Regions from separate parts of the Homo sapiens genome. Here region 2 is linked to region 1. Evidence: chromatin contacts called from ENCODE Hi-C or POLR2A ChIA-PET data. All regions are on one chromosome and are shown on one strand. The core of a region is the stretch at or near the end of the contact, and the rest is flanking DNA. Distances in the headings are between cores, read along the strand shown. Region 1 holds the start of SIMC1 (SUMO interacting motifs containing 1). Region 2 holds the start of GPRIN1 (G protein regulated inducer of neurite outgrowth 1).

Region 1 (2,700 bases), core at 140-2,639:
CATGAGCTGCCTAACTCAACTAAATTTGTCTCTAAGACGTCCTGAGAAACCCTCTTGCTTGAAAAATAATATATATTAACTAGTTTTGCATGCTATTCATTCTATAGTGATCATCTAGCACTTGGCACTGTACCTCGGGCACAGAAGGGGTTCCCAATGGAGGTTTAGGGACTGTAAACCAGCTAGAAAGGGAACAGGGGCAGCAGAAGCTAGGAAACGTCTTGAACGAGTATTTGCATAGGAAGCATGGTAAACTGTATGATCTATACACATAACATCAGCTTGATAATCCTTGTGTTTCCGGGGGATGGCTCTGGGAGGCTGGGGAGATCGTTGGAAGCCTTCTGAGAGAAAGCTCCACCTCCCACCGCTTGAGTAGGTCCTCAACAACCACCTGATGATGTATCACCTTCTGAGGGGACCATGGATATTGTGTTCGCCGTTGTATCCCCGGCCCCTACAACATCTGGCTCATAGTAGGGATTCAATAAACATCGATGCAGGATTCTCGAAAGGCAGATAATTCACCACCTCATGAACGACAAAGACGAAGGGGTTCTGAGGGAAACAGAAATAGCGCGCGAGGTTTCCTTCCCTATTCCTTCAGGGCTTGGTACAGGGTAAGTGCTGAGGAAATAAATCGCCCTCCTGTACAACTCCAAAATCGGGCCCCTCGCTCTGCAGTCAGGCCCTGGAGCGCGGCCACCATCTGGCCCAGGCCCGCGCTTCCCTCCCTCCCAGCCTGGGCTCCTGTTACCTCCCTGCACACATCTGTGTCCACCACAGGCCGAAGAATTACGCGCTCCCGCTTTCCTGCATCGGCCCGGCCAGTACACCCGAGCCCCCACGTCCCGCCGAGGCTCCGAGGACGCCCGCGGCCCCGGCCTGAGACCCCAGCCCCTGCAGCAGGCGCGCCAGGAGCTCGTCCATGTGCTCGGCCGCTTTCCAGCCGCAGTCCTCTCGGGCTTCAGCGCTGAGCCTGGGAGGCCCGGCCTCCCCGGTCCCTGCCCTGGCCCCTGCCCCGGCCCGCCGCGCTCCCCGGGGCCCGAGAGGCCCGGAAGGAGGCAAGGCGGGAAGTGGCTGCAGCTGTGAGGCGCCAGGGGCGGGAAGCGGGCGGCGGGCCCAGCCGAGGGTCGCGAAGACGCGCGCCCCCAAACGAGGCGACGCTCACTCACCACGGTCCGGCGGGGCAGCGCGCCGGAGGTTCGCGACAGGGCCCGGCGCGGCCTCCGCGACCGGCCCGGGCGGGCGCCCCCGGAGCTCTCAGAGCCGCTGTCGTCCGAGATCACGATGAAATCCTCCATGGCTGCGGGCCCCGACCGAAGACCCAGGCAGTGGCGGCGGCGGCGACGACTTCGGTTCCTGCTTCTGAGGTGGCGGCGGCGGGGCGGCGGCAGCGGCGGCGGCTACAACCCGGGCCACCGCCACGCCGGCCCCGCCCCGAGCCCCGCCCCGCCGGGCCGCCAAGCCCCGCCCACCGGCGGCGGGCGGCTGGGGTCAGGGCCGGGGTCGCTGTGCTTCGTGGCGGCGCGGGTCCTCCGTTTCCCAGGAGGAAAAAAAAAAAGAAAAATGGAGTCGCAGCCGGCTTCGGCAGGTGTTGGGGCCAGGCGTGCGAGACGCCGAGGCCGCGGGGACTTCCCCACCTGCTTCCAACCGACGAAAGCGTGAAGTGAGGCGCGCCCAGTCCCACCCTGCCCAGGTGTGAAGCGCCTCCCGGACTGAGAGGGCCTTGACTGAGGGGCAGGGAGAGAGGTCCTGGCCCCCGAGTGACCGAGGGTAGGTGACCTGGCTTCTGGCCGAGCTAAGGGAGAGAGAGAGACCCCACTTTTTGGTGCACACGCCCATGTGTATCTGTAGGATAAATGCCTAAAAGCGGACTTATTGGGGCAAAGGCCATGTTTTTGTAGTTTTGATAAATGATGCCAAATTACCCTCCTAAATTGTACCAGTTTGCGATTTCACCAACAATATGTGTCTCTCAGGAGTTTAAACTGAGATTTAGAGCAGGGGTGTCCAATCTTTTGGCTTCCCCAGGAAGAAGAATTGTGTTGGGCCATACATAAAATACACTAATGATAGCTGATGACCTAAAGGAAAAGAGTTGCGAAAAAAAAAATCTCTTAATGTTAAACAGGGAGTTAAACAAGTTTGACGTAGACAGTTGTTCAGTTGGTATCAGGATCAGAAGCTGAAAAGGTGCACAAAAGAAGCCATGAAGTAGCAGAGGCCATGAATAATTAGATGTTGTGAATAAGCAGAAGTTATAAAGGTGAAAAAGGTTGTCCCCAGTAGAGGAATCGGTGGGTAGTTGGCTGGTTGGTTGGTTTTAGGGCAGGACCATTAAAATCAAGATAGGACCTATTGGTACACTAAATGTGGGGTATTGACAAAATCCTGCTGCTCAGGCTCCAGAAGTTTTGCAAAATATGTTAACAGATCCAAAGAATAATGTGTTTAATAGGAGGGGAATTTGTTCCTAAAGGAATGGTTATCAGGTGCTCTCCAAGCACTGTCTAATGCAGTGTTTTTCACACTTTGGTGAGCATCAGAATCCCCTAGAGTGTTTGTTAAGACAGATTGCGGCCGGGTGCGGCGGCTCACGCCTGTAATCTCAGCACTCTGGGAGGCCGAGGCGGGTGGATCACTTGAGGTCAGGAGTTCGAGACCAGCCTGGCCCACCTCGTCTCTACTAAAAATACA
Region 2 (2,700 bases), core at 76-2,575, 370 kb before region 1:
GTGCTGCCTGGAGACGCCAGTCCCACGGATTTTCTTCATTTATCACCTAGAATTTTAAATATATATATATATATATATATATATATATATATATATATATATATATATATATATATATTTTAAAGGATCACGGTGACTTACGGTTCACCAAGTAAGAGAGGGGAGTAAAATGTAAGAATAAGAAGTGAGGTTTCAAAGTTAGACTGCATGGGTTTGTAATCCCAGCTCCACTACTAACTAGATGTGTGACCACAAACAAGTTACTTATCTGCTTCTCTTTTCTTATCTGAAAAATGGAGATATAATACATTAATATTAACTTGCTCCTAAGCGATTGGAAATTGAAATTAGATAAAACCTGTAAACAGAATCTTAGCGCCGTGTCTGGCCCTACATAAGCATCATTGCCAATGGTTGTTACCATTGATTAATAGATGGTGGTGGCTTCATAGTACCGGTGCGAGAGGGTTTTGTCACATCTAGAGCAATTACGGAATTATTTTTTCTCCTCTGGGAAGTCAAGGGGAAGGGAACTCCTTCTCTGCAGGGAAATGTGGAGGGGGTGGGCAGCGAGTCTCTGTGTCCTTGGTGATTCAGATACCACTGGAAACCCCTGAACACCTACTTTGCCCTTCCAAGACCACCGTGAGGTGCATAATGTTAGTCCCGTTTTACAGATCGAGAAACTGAAGTGCAGAGAGGTGAAATGATTTGCTCGAGGGTATCCAGGGGGAGGGGGGAGGGCGGGCGGGCCCCCGGGGAGGCCGCAGCCAGGGACTGGAAGGCATCTCTCCCGCACCACTACCTCCGGCGTCCCCGCCACTCGCTGGAGCGTGGGCAGCGGCGAGACAAAGGGCCGGGGGCGGGGAAGAGGAGGCCGGAAGTGCGGCCGGGGGTGGGGGGGGCGGAGGCGGGAAATTTCCTCGCTGGCGGAGCCGGGAGATCGCGCCGACCTGGGTCCCCATCCAGGCGCCTCGAGTCCTCAGGCCGGCGACTGCCCCCTCTGAGCCCCAGTTCCCTCCTTGGTCAAGCCAGGCGAGGGCTTTCGAGGGGCTGGTCTAAGATCTGCTAGACGGCGCGCCCCGCCCTCAGCAAGCTCGCAGCAAAGGGGCAGCCTCTCCGGCCCTCAGTCTCCCTGTCTGTGAAGTGGGAACCCGCTCGAGGACGGCGCGGAACCCGGGAGCCCAGCGGCCGCAGTTAGGGTTGGCCAGCGAGGGGCGCCCCTCCCTCGCTCCCTCCGGCCGCGGTTTCCCCGCGGTCACCGCCCCCTCGCGGTTCCGAGGCGGCCGGGCGGCTACTGCGCATGCCCGGGGCGGGGCGCGGGGCGGGAGCGCGGAGCCGGCGCTGGGGACGGCGGCGCCGAGTCTGCGGGTCCTCCCGCCAGCCCGGCCGGAGGCAGCCGAGGCCGCTCGGGCGGCGGCGGCGGCGGCGGCGGGAGCCGGAGCGCATCTCGCCCAGGAGCCGGAGCAGCGGCACTGCCTGGTAAGCGCCGCGCCCACACCCGCTGTCTTTCCGGGCGGGCGGCGGCAGCCCCTTCATCCGCTCGCTGCCGCCCCGGAGCCGCTGTCCAGGGTCCTCGAAGCCCCCCGGCGGCGGGGCTCGGACACCTCGCGCGGCATGAGCCCGGGTGTGTGCGCGCGGCTGGGGGCGGTGGGTGTCTGTTTCCAGGCTCCTCGCCGGGGCGGGGCGGGGCGGGGCGGGGCGGGGGCGGGTCCCGCAGCCCTGGGCCGAACATCAGAGGGGCCCGGCGGGCCAGGCTGACCTGGCTGTGGGGTCGGCCCCGCGCCCGGCCTTGCCGCCGCCCGCTGGCTTTGTTCGGCATGGCCGCGCGGGAGGGGGTGCTTCCCGCCACTGGGGGGAGGGCGTCCTCCCGCGTTGATTCATCTTCCCCGGAGCGAGCTCAACGCTCCACTGGCTCCACTCGCACTACTGAGCACACTCGCCGTCACACAACCAGTGTGGCACACACTCCGGGGCGCGATCACACAACACCGCGTTCACGCACGGGCGCCTCATTTCCTCGAGTGAGGCCACAGGTCTACCGCACACACACAATGGCTGTTGGTCATTCCATTAGACTCATACACACGGCCACCTGTCACCCAGGGTACTGGGTGGGAGCCTTGCGTACACACCCAGGCACAGCTACGCACTCAAACCAGCCATCGCGGATCACAGCATGGACATCAACTCAACAATACTCCCTGATCACAACACACTCGGGGCCACCCTGCCCTGGCCTGCTCACCCCTGCTCATGGGGTCCCTTGCGTACCCAGATACCCTGGAGTAGACTGCCACCCTTGTGCACACACTCCCTCTTACACACACACTCTGTCTCTTAGCGTGCTGCCCACTCCCACCCACACTGGCCCACGTTTGCACGTCCATGAACGTCCATTCTTGCCCTCCTATGTATGTATGTATGCATGGTCTGAGGGCCGTTTCTGGAAGCAGGTCTGGCTAACACCTTTAGATTCCTTCTCCCCCCACACCCCCGAGCAGGAGACTTCGCTGCTCTGAGGGCACTACGAGAGAAGGGGACGAGGGGCAGCAGACTGAGATTCTCAGACACACTCAGATGCCTGACGAAGTCCCTCAAGCCTTTGTTGGTCTTGTCAGCACAGAAGAGGTATTTGCAGGTGCTTGGCAGTTCTGGCCCTGTTTATGGGTGTAAGGATAGCTCCATGCTGGAAAGAAA

Evidence for each region. Hi-C counts contacts between places; a loop is a spot of excess contacts on that map. ChIA-PET counts read pairs that join two places held with the same protein, here RNA polymerase II (POLR2A). Pooled maps may share reads with other maps.
Region 2: a map with no recorded cell type shows a loop between it and region 1 (5-fold over the local background). The contact joins the promoter of GPRIN1 here to the promoter of SIMC1 in region 1. A Hi-C loop is called at or near these places in 1 of 37 single-sample maps with no recorded cell type and 6 of 50 pooled maps. POLR2A ChIA-PET finds 5 or more read pairs at or near these places in 1 of 52 experiments (A673).

The regions. Positions count from the first base shown.
Region 1 is chr5:176,237,113-176,239,812 of GRCh38, reverse strand. It overlaps SIMC1 (SUMO interacting motifs containing 1), which reads right to left and starts at 1,389. Exons shown (of 10, transcript NM_001308195.2): 1 at 1,176-1,389. The coding sequence starts at 1,304. RefSeq lists silencers at 1,428-1,547, 1,598-1,717.
Region 2 is chr5:176,608,781-176,611,480 of GRCh38, reverse strand. GPRIN1 (G protein regulated inducer of neurite outgrowth 1) reads left to right here and starts at 1,325. Exons shown (of 2, transcript NM_052899.3): 1 at 1,325-1,482. RefSeq lists silencers at 1-93, 995-1,624, 1,685-1,744.